6 separate regions of the Homo sapiens genome follow, and regions 1, 2, 3, 5 and 6 are each linked to region 4. The links are chromatin contacts, found by Hi-C or POLR2A ChIA-PET in ENCODE. All regions are on one chromosome and are shown on one strand. Each heading gives the region's core, a stretch centred on a gene start or an enhancer-like site at or near the end of the contact. The rest is flanking DNA. Distances are from core to core; before and after follow the strand shown. Region 1 holds the start of RPL41 (ribosomal protein L41). Region 2 holds the start of LRIG3 (leucine rich repeats and immunoglobulin like domains 3). Region 3 overlaps LRIG3-DT (LRIG3 divergent transcript). Region 4 holds the start of CTDSP2 (CTD small phosphatase 2). Region 5 holds the start of SLC16A7 (solute carrier family 16 member 7). Region 6 holds the start of MYL6 (myosin light chain 6).

Evidence for each region. Hi-C counts contacts between places; a loop is a spot of excess contacts on that map. ChIA-PET counts read pairs that join two places held with the same protein, here RNA polymerase II (POLR2A). Pooled maps may share reads with other maps.
Region 1: a map of gastrocnemius medialis shows a loop between it and region 4 (6-fold over the local background). The contact joins the promoter of RPL41 here to the promoter of CTDSP2 in region 4. A Hi-C loop is called at or near these places in 1 of 168 maps with a recorded cell type or tissue (gastrocnemius medialis) and 8 of 50 pooled maps. POLR2A ChIA-PET finds 5 or more read pairs at or near these places in 1 of 52 experiments (activated T-cell).
Region 2: a map with no recorded cell type shows a loop between it and region 4 (9-fold over the local background). The contact joins the promoter of LRIG3 here to the promoter of CTDSP2 in region 4. A Hi-C loop is called at or near these places in 3 of 37 single-sample maps with no recorded cell type and 6 of 50 pooled maps.
Region 3: POLR2A ChIA-PET joins it to region 4 with 12 read pairs in BJ. The contact joins the enhancer-like site here to the promoter of CTDSP2 in region 4. POLR2A ChIA-PET finds 5 or more read pairs at or near these places in 2 of 52 experiments (AG04450 and BJ).
Region 5: a loop to region 4 is called in a pooled map, with 30 times the contacts of the local background. The contact joins the promoter of SLC16A7 here to the promoter of CTDSP2 in region 4. A Hi-C loop is called at or near these places in 3 of 37 single-sample maps with no recorded cell type and 15 of 50 pooled maps.
Region 6: a loop to region 4 is called in a pooled map, with 4 times the contacts of the local background. The contact joins the promoter of MYL6 here to the promoter of CTDSP2 in region 4. A Hi-C loop is called at or near these places in 1 of 168 maps with a recorded cell type or tissue (naive thymus-derived CD4-positive, alpha-beta T cell) and 2 of 50 pooled maps. POLR2A ChIA-PET finds 5 or more read pairs at or near these places in 1 of 52 experiments (activated CD4-positive, alpha-beta T cell).

What each region holds. Positions count from the first base shown.
Region 1 is chr12:56,115,276-56,117,975 of GRCh38, reverse strand. It overlaps RPL41 (ribosomal protein L41), which reads right to left and starts at 1,343. Exons shown (of 3, transcript NM_001035267.2): 1 at 1,177-1,343; 2 at 765-787; 3 at 9-494. The coding sequence starts at 1,188. The coding sequence ends at 452. RefSeq lists a silencer at 1-35 and an enhancer at 1,702-1,751.
Region 2 is chr12:58,919,239-58,921,938 of GRCh38, reverse strand. LRIG3 (leucine rich repeats and immunoglobulin like domains 3) reads left to right here and starts at 1,435. Exons shown (of 19, transcript NM_153377.5): 1 at 1,435-1,939. The coding sequence starts at 1,704. It overlaps LRIG3-DT (LRIG3 divergent transcript), which reads right to left and starts at 1,235. Exons shown (of 6, transcript NR_183518.1): 1 at 1,149-1,235; 2 at 467-540. RefSeq lists silencers at 551-660, 1,279-1,388, 1,809-1,888 and an enhancer at 2,269-2,538.
Region 3 is chr12:59,076,268-59,078,967 of GRCh38, reverse strand. The region is part of intron 3 of LRIG3-DT (LRIG3 divergent transcript); the gene reads right to left. Among named protein-coding and RNA genes, the nearest start is that of LRIG3-DT, 160 kb to the right of the region's middle. Within about 2 kb of position 1,312, at least 8 of the 41 ENCODE cell types and tissues checked have a DNase peak (open chromatin) inside an H3K27ac peak, as active enhancers do.
Region 4 is chr12:57,845,318-57,848,017 of GRCh38, reverse strand. It overlaps CTDSP2 (CTD small phosphatase 2), which reads left to right and starts at 1,289. Exons shown (of 8, transcript NM_005730.4): 1 at 1,289-1,646. The coding sequence starts at 1,583. RefSeq lists silencers at 808-987, 1,058-1,137, 1,148-1,577, 2,168-2,467.
Region 5 is chr12:59,594,596-59,597,295 of GRCh38, reverse strand. It overlaps SLC16A7 (solute carrier family 16 member 7), which reads right to left and starts at 1,267. Exons shown (of 6, transcript NM_001270623.2): 1 at 1,060-1,267. RefSeq lists enhancers at 459-608, 659-798 and a silencer at 1,269-1,338.
Region 6 is chr12:56,157,005-56,159,704 of GRCh38, reverse strand. It overlaps MYL6 (myosin light chain 6), which reads right to left and starts at 1,346. Exons shown (of 7, transcript NM_021019.5): 1 at 1,301-1,346; 2 at 994-1,021; 3 at 1-118. The coding sequence starts at 1,303. MYL6B (myosin light chain 6B) reads right to left here. Exons shown (of 8, transcript NM_002475.5): 6 at 2,160-2,237; 7 at 1,970-2,007; 8 at 1,723-1,823. The coding sequence ends at 1,979. MYL6B-AS1 (MYL6B antisense RNA 1) reads left to right here and starts at 1,480. Exons shown (of 3, transcript NR_186043.1): 1 at 1,480-1,522; 2 at 1,760-2,071. RefSeq lists enhancers at 48-117, 158-227, 2,238-2,347 and silencers at 898-1,077, 1,448-1,617.

The sequences.
Region 1 (2,700 bases), core at 94-2,593, 1.7 Mb after region 4:
CAGCGAGATGCAAACCACACCACGTAACCCGGGCTGTTGCCTTTATAGCTTTGATACCCTCCATAGCACAGGTAGTGACAGGGCAAACTCTAATGACAGAAAACCCCCACCCGATGGAACCATAAAAAACATAATAGACAAGATGATTTAATTCTTCAGCTAAAACAGCGGAAGAGGTGATTTATTATATGGTTGTTACACTCGGCCACAAATAAACACAGAAATAGTCCAGAATGTCACAGGTCCAGGGCAGAGGACCAACATGGGCATTTTGTTTATGAGCAAGGTGGGTCTCAGAGGTGATCGGCGATCAGAGGGCGATGAAGTTCTAGATCCATTGAGACAAGCTCTAGACAGTAGCATGCAGTCCCACAACTTGTACCAGCATCCCCAGCGTCTGGCATTCCATGTTTCTGCTCCTGTGGCCTCCACGGTGCAACAAGCTAGCGGTTTACTTGGACCTCTGCCTCATCTTTCTTCTTTTGCGCTTCAGCCTGAAAAGCAGACACAGGAATGGAATACACCTCAAACCAGAGTTGCCTTTCCCTCCCACATTAAATCAAACGTCCACATAAAGAATGAGGTGGTAAAATGAACAAGCACTACGGTTCTATCGTTCTCTGTTCTGTTAAATCCTGGCTCCAGGGAGAAAACACTCAAACGTTTTTCTCCTAAAGATCTTTTAAGATTTCCAAACCAAATGTTTCTCCTAAGTTTTGTCCAAGGAACTTCCCTCCTCCTGGGCTGGCAAAGTCTCAACGTACCTGCGCATTCGCTTCTTCCTCCACTAGCAACCGATCACAAGCAGCAGATAATTAAAAAAAAAAAAAAAAAAAAGGGATGAAGCTTATTAGTAGGCTTAGCAAGGATATGAAATGCACTCTTTAGAACCGGACAGATTCTTAACCAAGAAGTATGAAAGATTGGTCGTAACAACTACATCAGTAACTTGGACACCCTCCCAACATAAGATCAGAATTCCACCCTTTTCTAAGCCCACCCTCTCTACCCATAGCACTTAACCGCTAGCTCTCTCACAAACTACCTTCTCTCTCCCACCAGCTCTTGGGCACCCTTGAAACCCAGTAGTTCAGGAGGTATGGCGGACTTGCCTTCGTCTCCTCGCTACTACTCGCCAACTCCTACCTCCCAAGCTTACTACCAGGAACCGCTCACCTTGGCTCTCATGGCGCAGAGGTTTCTACAGGGAAAGAGAGAAAGGCTACAGTTAGTTTGCTGTGATGATGCTAAGTGCCGAGGTCAGATGTCTATGGATTGTACACGGAATCCCAACGCAGGAACCAAAAAACACTCACCCAAAAAAATGGCGCTAAGGCCGAGAGAAAGGCGAAGTTCCGTCTACGGCTATTTAATGGAGCGCCGGGTGTCGTCACTTCCGCTTTCACGCCCTTTGCCCCCCCCAAGGGCGGGGCTACCCAATGGGCGTAACAGTGGTTTTCGGACCCTCTTGTAGAAGGGTAGGTTGAGTTAGTTCTTTCGGAAGACCGAGTATTTGGTTTTCGAGTTACCAGTTCCCCCCCAGATTTAGTATGAGGACGCTGTGTTATTTAAACGTCAGCACCTATTTCCAATATTGGACCTAGAGGTGCAGACGGGGAAAAAATAGTGACCGCCACCTTCCCTCGCATTGCTTCTTGGGAGTTGCAGTTCCCTGGAGAAGTCCTCCATTTTGCTATGGATAGGCGCGGACTGTACAGAAATTCTTGTTTTACTGGTTTGCCTTCTTTTCTTTCTTTCTTTCTTTCTTTCTTTCTTTCTTTCTTTCTTTCTTTCTTTCTTTCTTTCTTTTCTTTCTTTCTTTCTTTTTTTCTTTTTTGAGACAGGATCTCACTGTGTCACCCAGGCTGGAGTGCAGTGACGCGATCTCGGCTCACCGCAATTTCCGCCTCCTGAATACAAGCGATTCTCCCGCCTCAGCTTCCCGAGCAGCTGGGACAACAGGCGCGCGCCACTTGGCTAATTTTTGTATTTTTAGTAGAGACGAGGTTTCGCTGTGTTGCCCAGGCTGGTCTCGAACTCCTGAGCTCAAGCGATCCGCCCGCCTCGGCCTCTCAAAGTGCTGGGATTACAAGCATGAACCACCGCGCCCAGCCGGTTTGCCTTATTTTCTAAAATAAATTGCTGCAGGGTGATTCGATTCCGGAACCATCGAAGGTCCTAAGATTTCAGAACATAGGAAGATATAAAGTGGGGATTCGGGAAAGCTGCCATACTTCAAAAAATATTTTCTCACTGTTTAAGATAGAGCAATTATTTTTCCTAAATTTCAAGAATAAAATAGCTGATTATGGTCTTCCCCCACGATGCCCGAAGCAAAATATCACTAGAGATTCCTGGCTACAATGCATCATTTGTTCAGAAAATACGTCAGCGGGCTGGGCACGGTGGCTCATGCCTGTAATCCCAGCGCTTTGGGAGGCTGAGGTGGGGGAATCTCGAGCCCAGGAAGTCGAGGCTGCAGTGACCTATGCAGTGATTCTCTAGGGGTGAAGAGCGAACCAACGGACATAGGGAGAAAATTACCTAAATCTAGGGAAAGTATGACATTTGGTGTTAAGATAAAGAACTTCCCAGTTTGATTGTATGCTCAGGTGAGAAGCACTGGAAAACAACCAGATCCCCTAAGATTTGGCTACAGGAAACTTTTGAGTTAATGGGGGATGAAAAAGAACCCTTTCC
Region 2 (2,700 bases), core at 186-2,685, 1.1 Mb before region 4:
GCAGACAAAATCATAAATTCAAAACCAAGGTGCCATCATTATAGATATTTTCTAATTATAATTATACATCATCCAAAAAGGTAGTAGCGTTGTTGTTAATGGTAGCTGGAAATAAGAAAATGGGATACCATATCTAAAATAGGGTGTGTTAACTTCAAAGTGAGTCTTTTCCTTCCCCCGTAAGTGGGAGTGATTTGCTACAGTGAAAAATCAATGGGCCTTAGAGTCAGGGTTAAAGTCTCAACTCCACAAGCTATCTCCACTCCTCAATCATGAGCAGTTTACGCAACTCCAAGGACAGACAAGCTTGGGCAGACAGCATGCAATAAACAATGTATAGAAGTGAAAACTTACTTTAAGCTTCCAGGGTTTGTTTTTTGGTTTGTTCATGTTTTCTGTCTTGCTTTTATTTTTATTTTTTTTGCAACAAACACATTAGTTACGTTCTCTAGGTCTATTTCCTTACCCAGAGGAGGAAGGCCCCTTAGCACATGATCTCTGCGGTCTCCATTAGTTTCAACATCTTGTGGCGCTGATCACCTGTAAGTTAAGGAACAAACTTCACTGGGAAGTCCTGTAGCCTGAATCCAGCCCCAAACATCCACTCCCCCAGCTGAGGAGGCCGGGAGGTACTTTTACCCTGGTAGCATTCTCAATCAACATGTGTCATTACTCAAAGCGCAAGTGGACCAAGGTGCATATACTAATTTTTTCCTCCAAGGTCTTAGTTTTCATTTTACTTTGAAATGTCACTGTGACTACTTTTATTATTACTATTACCAGGAATCTATGATTGCCATCGAGGTCTATTAGAAGGTCATCTCCCATCCCCCACCCCGCCCAGCTTTATCCAGTGCACGAAGGCTGGCTATTTGTAATTCAATATACACTTTCCAAAACCACGAGTTTTACGTTTTATTATTGTTTTTACTTTTGAAGCCGATGTATGGGGGAACACCCACCAGCATTAACGTTGAAAGAGCTGTTTTCATTGAAACCACTCTTTCATCTGTGGATGGTAGGATAATTTATCAGTGTCTTTAATTTGGAATTGAAAAGTTTCCTGAAAACACTGCTAATTAAACTTTACTTCCCTGAAGTTCTCCTAAATACCTCCAACTCCGAGAACTAGCCCAGTATTTGCTCACTTCCTTTTGCCTTTCAACTCCATTTGATATATGTTTCCCACGACGTAGTGGAGACTTCTGGCTGGAGAGGCTGGAAAATATAACTCTGAATTTCCTACAATCTCAGCTCCACTTTCTCCCGCGCGTAGGCCCCCGGCTGGAGCGGTGTTATTGTCACGTGGCCACGGGGACGCCCGCAGCCGAGTCGGCCAATGGGCGCGCGTCGGCCTCTACCCGCCCGCCTTGCTACTCCGCCGCGCGGGGACTTGGCGCAGTGCCGCGGGGTGGAGGCGAAAAAGTTTCTTTTGCAGACAAGAAGGGGCTTCGGCGAGCCGACGCTGCTCAAGCTGCAACTCTGTTGCAGTTGGCAGTTCTTTTCGGTTTCCCTCCTGCTGTTTGGGGGCATGAAAGGGCTTCGCCGCCGGGAGTAAAAGAAGGAATTGACCGGGCAGCGCGAGGGAGGAGCGCGCACGCGACCGCGAGGGCGGGCGTGCACCCTCGGCTGGAAGTTTGTGCCGGGCCCCGAGCGCGCGCCGGCTGGGAGCTTCGGGTAGAGACCTAGGCCGCTGGACCGCGATGAGCGCGCCGAGCCTCCGTGCGCGCGCCGCGGGGTTGGGGCTGCTGCTGTGCGCGGTGCTGGGGCGCGCTGGCCGGTCAGACAGCGGCGGTCGCGGGGAACTCGGGCAGCCCTCTGGGGTAGCCGCCGAGCGCCCATGCCCCACTACCTGCCGCTGCCTCGGGGACCTGCTGGACTGCAGTCGTAAGCGGCTAGCGCGTCTTCCCGAGCCACTCCCGTCCTGGGTCGCTCGGCTGTAAGTATTCTTCCCGCGGGGGGAGGGGGCCCGGGCCGCTGGAGATTCGAGAAAACAGGAGCCGGCGGGGAATGGGGTTCGGCGTGCAGTCCCCTTTTTGCCGTATAGCTCCTTCTGGCCCAGGCCGCGATCGGCGCTCCGTGGGCGTGGAAAAAGAACTGTCCGGGCCTCAGTTTCCCTCCCACGTGCTTTGCGGGCGGCGCAGGTGGGCTCTTGGCGCGTCCTAACTGGCTGCAGGTAGACCAGGGTTGGGGGCCAGTAACGACGCCAGAGATTGGGGATGAAGTCCTGCGCCCTAAGCTAGCCAAGGGGTTCAAATGCTTGCTCCTGCCAGGCCCAGGGGAGATAAGCGGCAACCTGCACACATCAGGAGTTTGCAGTTCTCGCTGAGTTATGAGTCTGGTTCAGTTTTAGTTTCTAGCTGCGTCAGACTCCTTTTCCTGTTCCCACCCAGTAACTGAAGTCAGGCTTTTCATTTGGGAAGCCCCCTCAACAGAATTCGGTCATTCTCCAAGTTATGGTGGACGTACTTCTGTTGTTCTCCCTCTGCTTGCTTTTTCACATTAGCAGACCGTAAGTTCCCACTCCTCAACCAGATTGTAAAGACTGGTCGGTAGCTATGGAAAGGGCGGAACTCGATTATCCAGAATCAAGGGCGTGATTTCTGTAGCTCCTCAGAACGCCCAGACGGTTTAGGGGAGAGCGCAGGGAGCTCTTATGCAAGTTTTTGGATTTTTAGCTGCGAAGTCTGAAAACCTGAA
Region 3 (2,700 bases), core at 63-2,562, 1.2 Mb before region 4:
CGTATACCAGAAATCAGAAACATGGAGTTCGGAGAAAGAGTTCAATAATTGAATTCAGGCTGATTATTTATCTGCTATATGGACTTGAGAAATTGTTATTTAAATTCTCAAAGCCTCATTTTCCTTATCAGTGAATAGGAATGAAAACATAACATGCTTATATGGGTTGATATGAAGATTCAAAGGGATATGTCTATAAAACCCTGAGTATACTCCCTGTTCATTTGTACAAAACGTATTTATTAAAAACCTAACTGAGCCAATCATGATTGGAGGTGCTTAGGATTTATCACTGGATAAAACAGACAAAACAACTTCCCCTTGTAGTGCTTACATTCTAGTAAAGGGAGACAGCAACAAAGGGAGCAAAGGAATAAAATGCACTAAACCTTACATGGAGACTAAATATATATTATATGTCTAATATACAGACAGCTTTCAGTAAGTGTTAACAAAAATAAAGTATAATGCCTCAAATTATTAAAACACTTGCTAGGTAAAAATATCAAGTATGTTTTCTCATAACCTCATTCTATAGAAGCTTATGTAACAAATACATTAAGCTAGATATAAGGAAATATTGCATCTTCTAAACTTTTAAAGAAGTGTTTGAGACAAAAATCTAAGGTTCAGTAATGTTGAATCGGCTCTTAGATTGACGTCACAAAAAAGAACCACATGTGCAATTACACTAAAACTATTCCCCAAAGCTTGTATAACTCTTTGGGTTGAGGCCGTTGGGAACCAATCCCTAGCTCTAAGAGACTCCATCACTATTTCTGCTTGAGCCACACACAGATGTGGGCAGCTAGCTAACACTGTGTGTGTTGTGCTATATGGAATTCCTTGCTTAGTCTCACAAAGACCTCCCACATTTTCAAGGCATTTAAAGTTTCATCTCATCAGCAAGCATGACCTTGTCTCCATCACCTCAGTAAATGGATGAACGTTGCATCAAACACTGCCCTAATCTTTTGCATGATTTGGAAAAGTCTGGTTTGTAAGCTAATAATAAACAATGTATTTTCCACTTAAAAATCAAATTTCATTATATCCATGAGCATGGCTGTGTGAACGCAGTGGACTCCCTATAGAGTCAGAACAAGGTTTATGAAATGAAATGACCCCTAAAAAGCCATGGTCCAAGGCATCATGGAAACATAAGCTGGTCACATACAAACAAGCTGGGAACTTTTGTTTTTAGGAGGCCTCTACAGGAAACACTAAATCTGCTGCTAGATTTCAGCAGCTGCATCTGGCAGGCTGTAGCATGCATTGCTTTGCTGTTTGGCTTACTTTCTGGCTGGCAGAGCTCTAAGGAGGATGTTAGCAGCCAAACAGGTTTGAGCTGTGAAACTATGAGTTCACGTTAAACATAGAATTTACATAAAATAAACTAAGTCTCAGTAAATAGGATTTATCACTTCTAGGAAGGGAATATGTGTCTTCGTCTTTTTTCCCCCAGTATTAGCCTCCTAAATGTTTATAACTTGATTTTTTCCCATGTATCATATACCCACTCCTTCTGCCTCGTTCCAAGAATACTAAACTTTACAACCTCTTTTGTTGGGCAGGCAATATCTCTGTATTTTTATCTTTAAAACAGATTACACCTGGGAGGGGCAACATAGCACAGTGATTAAAGTTGAGTATTTAAGCCAGAATGACTTAAACTGCTTCGTAGGTGTGAGACTTTGAGCAAGTTATTTAAACTCTAAATCTCAATTTCACCATCTATAAAATGGGAGAGATCTGTCTCATATCTCTGTTGAGAGAATTATGAGATAATGTATAAAGCATTTAGCATACTTCCTGGCACATGGGAGAGATTTAAGAGAGCTTGCTTTCTTTTTGGAGGATTAATTTGTGAATAATTGCAGAGGGGATCATTGCATGTGGTTCTAAGTATATGAACACATTTGCATGTAAGCTGCAGTAGGTATATGTATAATACATATGTACCAGATTGAAAGTAGTTCGGTGGTTTTAACATAAAATGGATATAATTCTGATTGAGGGGGCCATTCTGTTCTTTCCTTCCCAGAGCCCCTTTGAACTTTCTGACCCTATATTATTTTGCAGAGGCAATGACTGGAAATTCCCTTTACATCCTACTCAACCCTCAACAATTCTATCTTGTGTTTTGCTTGTGATTTCAGGAAGACACTTATCTCTGTGCCCAGGAAAACACTTTAATTTGCATCAGTCCTCTAGAGTGTTGACTTTCCAAACAAGGTTTAGAAGAAGTCAGCTGGTTAAGAAAAATATCTAAGCCAATGAAACATTGGCTTTAAATTATTTTAGATCATGATCAAAGTAGTCAATCACCAAGAAACTATAAAAGTCATTTGAAATATATGTTCAAGATCCCAGATACACCTATTTTTATCCTGAATTACATAGGCTCAACAATTCAATTTATTTTTTAAAAATTCATTGAATATCTGTTTGCTCAAAAATATATTTCTTTATGACTGCAAAGATATAATGAAACTTAAGTTTACAAAACACTGTAGTTAAAAGGGAGATGATCTCCTTAAGTCTGTGTGAATAAGAACTTTTTCTCTTACAAATGAAAGAACGCCAACTCAAACTTGTCTGTAGGGGAGACAAGTGTTTTGTTGGATCACAAAACTGAAAAGTATAGCAGTAGACTGACTTCAGATATAGCTGAATCCAGGTACCAAACTCATTGTCATA
Region 4 (2,700 bases), core at 40-2,539:
GAAGGCAGCCTGAGTCCACAAAGCTGAAGCTCCTCCGAGAGACCTCCATCCATCTAAAGGAAGCTGGGACTGTGGGGGCAAAAAGAGAGGGGTAGGATGAGGGAGGTAGGGAGGAGGGGCGGAGTCGGGGCCGCCTAAATGGGAGTAAGTCGGTGGGTGTGAGGAAAGCCCAGCACCTCAGGTCTCATTTTCAGTGTTTTGGGGGACACAGTCCCGAGGTCAGTTCCAGCTCTTATACTCTGGAGTCCTAGGTCCGCCCACACGCACACACCCCTTTCGGGATTCGAAGGTTGTACTTTTTTTTTTTTTTTTTTGAGACAGAGTCTCGCTCTGTCGCCCAGGCTGGAGTGCAGTGGCGCGATCTCGGCTACCTGCAATCTCCGCCTCCCGGGTTCAAGCAAGTCTTTGCCTCAGCCTCCCGAGTAGCTGGGATTACAGGCGCCCGCCACCACGCCCGGCTAATTTTTTTGTATTTTTAGTAGAGACGGGGTTTCACCATCTTGGCCAGGCTGGTCTTGAACTCCTGACCTCGTGATCCACCCACCTCGGCCTTCCAAAGTGCTGGGATTACAGGCGTGAGCCACCGCGCCTGGCCTCGACGGTTGTACTTTTATGTGACTTGGTACGTCCTTGATTCTAGGGCTAAGCAGGGGGGTAAGGTAACTTCCGATCCGCCCCATCCCCTGCTGGAGTCAGGTTAGGCTTAGCGGCTTGTCTTGGTCACCCCTGAAGGGGGAAACCTTTCCACCTTCCCCGAGTGCGCCCTCCGAGAAAAGAACACCCCAGCACAGAGCACCAGAACGTGAGCTTCGGAGCGGCCTTTTAAATAGTTGGGAAGGGGGTGTGGCCGAGGAGACTGGGAGGCCGCAGTCTGGCGCGGGGGGAGTGGCCCGGGGGCGTGGCCGTGGCGCCTGGAATGTTGTTAGGTCCTCTCACCGCATAGTAAGGAGGGGCCACGCCCCTTTTCTCCAAGAGAGCCAATCGGAGCACCGGAACGGTTTCAAGTCTCCCCCGCCAGCCTGCCCGCCCGCCACCCCACCCCCCTTGAGGATTCGCTTTTTCCGTAACAAAATAGCAAAGCTCCCGACTGTCCGCAGCCCCGGCCGCTCACAGATGGAGGGTCCCAGGGCCTAGGACGCAGCCCCCAGCGGGAAGCTCCAGCTGGCCGTGAAGAGGCCGAGTCGAGAGCCGGGAGGCGCGCGGGGGTGGGCGCTGCAGCCGCGGGTTGTTTATCTGGAGTACGGAGGGGAGGGGGGAGCCTGGAAACCGCCCCGTGTCCCATTTCCTCCTCTTGTTTTCGCTCCGGATTCTCCATGTTGGACCCAAACTGAGGAGCCCGGAGCTGCCGCTGGGGGATCGGGGCCGGGGGCACCCGGGGGAGCCGCTGCCCGGGCCGCCCGCCCTTTGTACAGGCCGCCTCCCTTCCCGGTCCGGGGAGGAAACGAGAGGGGGGATGTGAACAGCTGTGGAAGTCGGAGTCTCGGGAGCCGGAGCGGGCCCCCGCCCAGGCCCCCCAGCCCAGCCCAGCCCGCGCGCCCGCCCGTCCTCCCGCCCAGCCAGCCCGGGCCCGCGGGATTGTTAGATGGAACACGGCTCCATCATCACCCAGGCGCGGAGGGAAGACGCCCTGGTGCTCACCAAGCAAGGTAGGGGCAGCAACTTCCCAAAACTTTGCGTCGCCCCCGGGCGCGGAGGGGGCTAGCACAGCCCCGAACCCAGGTCTCGGCCCTTGACCTCCAGGGCTTAGAGCCAGCGATCCCGACTGGACCCCTCCGGTCCATCCGCCCCCGCATCCCGGCTGGCACTCAGACCTCCGTGGGGGTTGCACGGGGATCCCGGCGCCCGAGCGGAAAGGGCGTCTTCGGCGCAGCTGTCACCCTGTCCCGCAACCCCTCCCCCTCGGGGCTGAGAGACGGAGGGGTAGCTCTCGAAGCACTGGGCCACTCCGCGTCCACCGCCTCCGGAGTTGGGGGTGGGGTCGTCACTTTCCTTCACCGCCGCGCGCGGCTGCCCCGGGATCGCGGGGAGGGGTTAGGAAGGTGACAGAGGGAGCCCCAGGTGGAACGGAACCGAGACTGGAGTCCAGCACTTGCAGGCCCCCCCAAGCCCGAGGTCGTTCGGGCAGCTAGCTGGCGGTGACGGCGTCCGGCGGGACTTGGGACCAAGTTCACCTCTTGGAGGCGGGGGCGGTCGCGGTGGGGGAGGGGCCCGGGCCCTGGCGCACCAGACGTGGCGGGTTCCCGGCTCAGCGCAGGCCCCGGGACCTTGGCGGCGTCGGGCTCCCTCCCGGCTGCCTCTGACCAGTTTCGCTGAGCAAACAAGCCCGACCCTGAGGCCCGGCCAGAGCCCCTCCCTGCCCGGTGCGCTCCCCCGGGGCCGGCGCTGCACACACAGAGCCGCGTTTGTTTAGCCCGGGAGCGGTGTCCCTGGTTACATAATTCGCCGGATGGCATCAGACCCGGCGTGGTTCTGAATCGCGCAGCGAAAAAGTGCGAGTTCTCTGTGGGCAGCGGCTGGCGGCCCCCGCCTTCCAGAGCGTCAGGTGGAGGCGCGAGGGGGCCCGCAGGCCCTCGCGGGGGTGAGGCGGAGGCCGAGGCCTCTCCCGGGGCGGGAGAAAGCTGGGGCCCGAGGGTGGAACCTCTTAGTTTGGTCACAGTGGGAGACTCGAAACTCTTTCCCCCTCCGCCACGTTCTTCTTTT
Region 5 (2,700 bases), core at 18-2,517, 1.7 Mb before region 4:
CTCCTCGTTTCCTCTTCTATGTCTCGTGTGTGTGTGTGTGTGTGTGTGTGTGTGTGTGTGTGTGTGTGTGTGTAAAATTTTAATTTCCCTGGAATTGGAACTACAGAAGTCCCTCCTCAGCCCTACCGGGAAAGTGGCACTGGGCACGACCGCCCTTTCCAAGGCAGTCTGCAATCCTTTTCGCGGAAGTAGAGGAGAAAAGGGGGTGGAGAAGGGCGCCGCGATGCAGCATCCGCTGAGAAAACAGGCAGTTCGCACGTGAGCGGGCTCGCAGCCTGTGGCGCCACCTGACCGGGCCTGGCGCCCCCAATGTGGTGCAGTGGCCCAGCAAGACCAGAAGGCTCAGGCCCTCCTGAACCCTTGCCAAGTCAGAGGTCCCTTTCTGCCTGGGCTCAGGCCTCGCCCGCATATAGTTTTCCATCTGCTTCCACCCCTGCCATCCTTCCTGGGGACCAAAAATGAAGAAAGACAACCCCCCCATCCCCCGGTATTTCGTCTTCCCCTCACAGCCTCTTCCTGTCCTGATCATCTGCTCAAAGAGAAGACGTTCTCTCCACACACTCCACCCCCGCCTCCACCTTCTGCGGCAATGAAGCCACGCCACCCTAGGGGGCTCGGGGGCCGGATGCTGGCGGGGCGCGCACTAGAGACACGCCGCACTGGAAGCAGCCCTCGGAGTCCCGTGAGCCAGGGAGACTGGGGTGCACCGCGCCACGCTGAGTCTCGGTGTAAAAGCCGAGAGCGTGAGCACCTCCTGGCCGAAAGCACGCGAGGCGCTCCTTGCCCAGGACCCCGCGCGCCCCCTCAGTTCCCGGGCAGCTGTCGGCGCGCACTGGCTGACGCGAGCTCTGCTCCCGCGGCCGCTTCGGGATTTTTTTGTCTATATAAGGGCTCGCTGGCCAACTCTGCGTTGGCACGTTTGTCACAGGCTGGCCATTATTTGCACACACGCGTGCGGCTCCGCGGGCAGCTCGGGTCGCAGACGCAGGCTCGCCCTCCTCTTAGCCGGCACCTCCTCCTCCTCCTCCTCCTCTCCCCTCCCTCCCCAGCTGTACTTACTTTATCTGGTCTCTGGCGCAGGGTGGGCGCTGCAGCCCTCCGTTCCCAGCAAACCGCAGCCGATTCGCCTCGCTGTCAACGGGTGAATGGAATTATTTATTTATTTATGGCCCCTGACGTGTCCTCGCCCGCCACAGCCAGCGGAGAAGGAGGCGGTGGCGGGAAGGGGAGGCGCGGCTGCTGAACGCCCTTGTGGGTGCGGAGGAGCGCGCGCCAGGGGTGGGGGCCGGACAGGCTGCGGTGGAGGCCGGCCCGGGGGGTGGTGGGGGGGAGCCGCCTCCCGGTGCCTGGAGACCGACTGAGCATGCTCCAAGCGGCTGTCAAAGCTATAGGCACTTTCTCTATCGCTCGGGGCACTCCACTTCGGATTTTAGTTTTGACCAAGGAAGAAAGCCAAAAGGCAGGTAGATCTGTCTTTCCAGATGGGTCGTAACTTGCTGTATCCGAAGTACTCTGTAGCCTGACCTAGAAGACAGATGTGCGGTAGCTCTGTGCAACCCAAGCATGGGAGAGGAAAGCATGCAAAAAAAGAAGAGTCTGGCCGAATGCAGGGAGAATAGGAGATCCTCATTGTGAGCTTGCAGGGAAAGTGTTGAGCCATTTTTCAACTGAGGCCTTTTTGGGAGAAAGAGGTAGGGCACTGTTGGAGATTAGACTCACCAACCAAATCACTTCACGGAAAAAAATATAATTGACACCATAGGAGGAAGGACATAGAAAACAGCACCAAAAAACATTAAAAATAAGAAGGATTTTTTTTCAAATCATTTATAATTCCTTTCATTTTTAATTTCTCAAATTACTTAGTTCTTCAAACCAGCATTTAGTTATTTGACAACGAATAGTGCTAGAGATAATGGTAATTCTGCTGTCATTGGTTTGGTCTCTTCCCCTGTCTAAAATGTGCTTCTTGGTAAAACTGGAAAGAGGAAGGGCTGGAAGAGAACATTTAAGTAACCCCATAGATTGGGTTTCTTTAATATCTTTAAGTTAAATTGCCACTTTAGAGAAAAAGAAACTATCCAAAAGAATAATTGTAGGTTTTGGCTTGACAAGTCCTATTGCAGTTTGTCTACCAGTTTAGCTAGCTTTCTCCTCCTTGATTTCACAATCATTTTAAGGTGTGTTCTATGATTCTTCACATTTTACGAATTTATAAAAAGAGTTAAGTCATTTGGGTAAATTCACATTGTCTTTGCCACAGCTAGTCTGTTGTAATGGACGAAATTTGAATTTCAATTTCTGTAGCTATGAAATAAAAGTAATATCAATCGTGTTGATTTCATAAGATTTAAGTGAAATAATATACATGAAGTGGCTGGTAGGCATAATACAAGATGAAAAAATAATCGTGATTAATAACATCAAAATTACTGGAAGATAATTTTATTGAAAGAATGATATTTGAAAATGAAAAAAAGGCAGAAAATTACAGAAAGGATTTTATATTTTTAAGCTAAAAATGCTTAAATAGACATTTGTATAAGACATAATAGGCCTTTGATAATGATGAAATGTCTAGCAGTGACTATAAACACTTCATTTAATTAAAAAAAGTTAAACATTTAAAAGAAACAACATAAAGGCACATTTCAAGGTCATAGTCTTGAGTGTTTGCTATTGATATTTTTCCTGCTCATT
Region 6 (2,700 bases), core at 97-2,596, 1.7 Mb after region 4:
TTGAGCACCTCGGCGTTGGTAGGGTTCTGGCCCAGGGCCCTCATCACATCCCCACACTGGCTGTACAGGATCTTGCCATCACCTGTTCGGTCAAACAGCTGGAAGGCCTCCTTGAACTCTGAGGATTCAGATGAATGTCAACACAGGATTTGAGGGTTAATCCAAACCCTACCTCAGAGCTCTGCTGCCCATTCAACTTTGATCATGCTGAGGAAACGAGATATCTGCACCAAACTGTACACCAAAGTCTACTTAAGAGGGCTCTATTTCTCTTCCTCCCAACTCAAGTGTTCTATATAGAGGCTTCCTCCCCTTCTGGCAGCCTGGTAACATCCATTTACACAACCCCTCTGCCTGCGGCAGGCCTGCCAATCTCCACTGCTGCTACTACACTTCTCAGGGCAGGAATTCGCCACCGCCCAGTCTCAGTCCTGTCCTTATAAGGAAGTGGGAGCAGCAGCCTGGGACTAGGGTCATCCCAACCTGCCACTTCGCACCCCTCCAGTATAAAGAGAACTTCCAGAGGGTATAGCTACAGTCATATCCTTAGCAAACTCCCCTGTCTTGTCCCCATCTGCACAGAATATCAGGTCACTGCTCTACAATCTTCACAACTGCAAGCTGGGAGGGCGGGGACAGTTATCACAAGAGGAGAAAAGAGGCAGAAGTAGCTGATTAAAGGACAAAGGAAAGCAGGCAGCTTTATACACCCTCCCGAGACCCCACACACAGCAGGCATTAAGTGACCAAGTTTTTTCACATACCCACACCACCTAAAACTCACCCAGTGCTTGGGATCAGATCTAGAGTGGAAGGGGAGGGAGGAAGAAAGTGAGAAAAGAAAATGGAGGATCCAGAAGAAGAGAAAATAATCCAGGGGGTAATCTCATGGGGGTGCTAAAGAGATGACAGATTAAGATTAGAGGATAGGTGCTGGGGGGAGGGTGTCCCTCTCCCTAAGGGTGACCTCGGTAGGGATCAGAGATAACCTACCTGCGGTCTGGTCTTCGGTGAAGTCACACTGCTCAGAGAAGAGGGAAGTGGTCAGCATCTGAACGCCAATCCCCCGAGTTTCTATCCCAGCCCCACAAACTCTGACCCACAAACTCTGACCCACAAACTCCTGTTTCAGGCTGCAGACTCGCTTCCCCGCAGGGCCCCAGTCTTTCCAACCCCACCTCCAACCTTTCGGGTCCTCAGATTCCCTTTGCCTCCTACCCCTGCCTTCTCCTCGCCCCCCACCCGTCTCTTCCTGCCTCTCGTCCCCAATCCTGCCCGTCTCCCAAGACCTGGGCCCCACCATCTTGACTGCTCAGCTCTCCGGGACCTTTTCCTGCAGTAATGGCTCCGACTCTCGGCCCAACCCTAGTCTTAGTACGTCCCGATGACGTCACCCTCAGAGGACTCAGCCAATAGGAACCGTGGCCTGGGTTTATGCAGACGATTGCTACATTAGTAATGACTTGGGCGGGGTCCGCTGTTCCTTTCTCCAGCGCCACCTGGGCACAGAACCCGCTCGGAGGTGGGGGGGGTCGTGGGGGGAGGTGGGGGGGCGGGGGTCGTGGGGGGACGTGGGCTGGGGCACAATGAATCTGCACCTCCCAACAGCAGGAAGATCAGAGGATTGGAAGAGGAGAGAGCCCTCTTTTCCCGCCCTCTCCTCCTAGCACCCTCCCCGTCTCCCGCTGCTCCCCCAACCATGAAAAAAATAGCAGTCTGAAACCAAGAGAGGAACCCAGTCTTTATTTTGAAACAATAGGTGGCCTCCTGGTGGCTGGAACGTGCTTTCGCCTGCGGGGCCCAGTGTCCGGACCCCACTGGATCTGTGGAAAAAAACCAAAGTTGCGAAGCGCTGGAGCCCGTGCAGCAACCGGACAGCAGAATGAACTCCGCTGCTTTTCTATGTTGGCTGAGAGAAGGGCGGGAGACTTGCCTCGTAAGGCGCGGCGAAGGGGTGGGAGGGCCCTACCTGCAGCACTCAGACGCTTAGGATGTGTTTCAAGAAGGCTGCAGAGAGAGGAGGCAAGAGGGGCTTCAGAAGCAGGCCTTTGGATAATACATCTGACTCTAGGTAATCCAGGGGTGCCCCCGCCCACACGCGGCAAGACGCCAGGCTGCCCTCCTCCCTCGGCCCCGCTCCCGCTTTTTTGTCCCCTCACCCTCGTAGTTGATGCAGCCGTTGCTGTCCTCGTGTCCTGCCAGAACGGTCTCCACCTCCTCCTCAGTCATCTTCTCTCCTGAATCCCAGACACAACGTCTGAGGCCCTCCTTTCCCTCCTTCACTCACCCAGGCCACGCTTTTCCTTTTTTTTTTTGAGACGGAGTTTCGCTCCTGTCGCTCAGGCTGGAGTGCAGTGGAGCGGAGCGATCTCGGCTCACTGCAACCTCCGCCTCCCGTGTTCACGCGATTCTCCTGCCTCACCCTCCCGAGTAGCTGGGATTACAGGCGCCCGGCTAATTTTTTGTATTTTTGGTAGAGACGAGGTTTCGCCATGTTGGGCAGGCTGCTCTCAAACTCTTGACCTCAGGTCATACACCTGCCTCGGCCTCCCAAAGTGCTAGGATTACAGGCGTGAGCCACCGCGCCTGGCTTTTTCCATATATTTTTGTAAACAACAATATAAACATAACAATTGTAATTTTTTTTTTTTTTTTTTGAGATAGGGTCTCCCTCTGTCACCCAGGCTGGAGTGCAGTGAC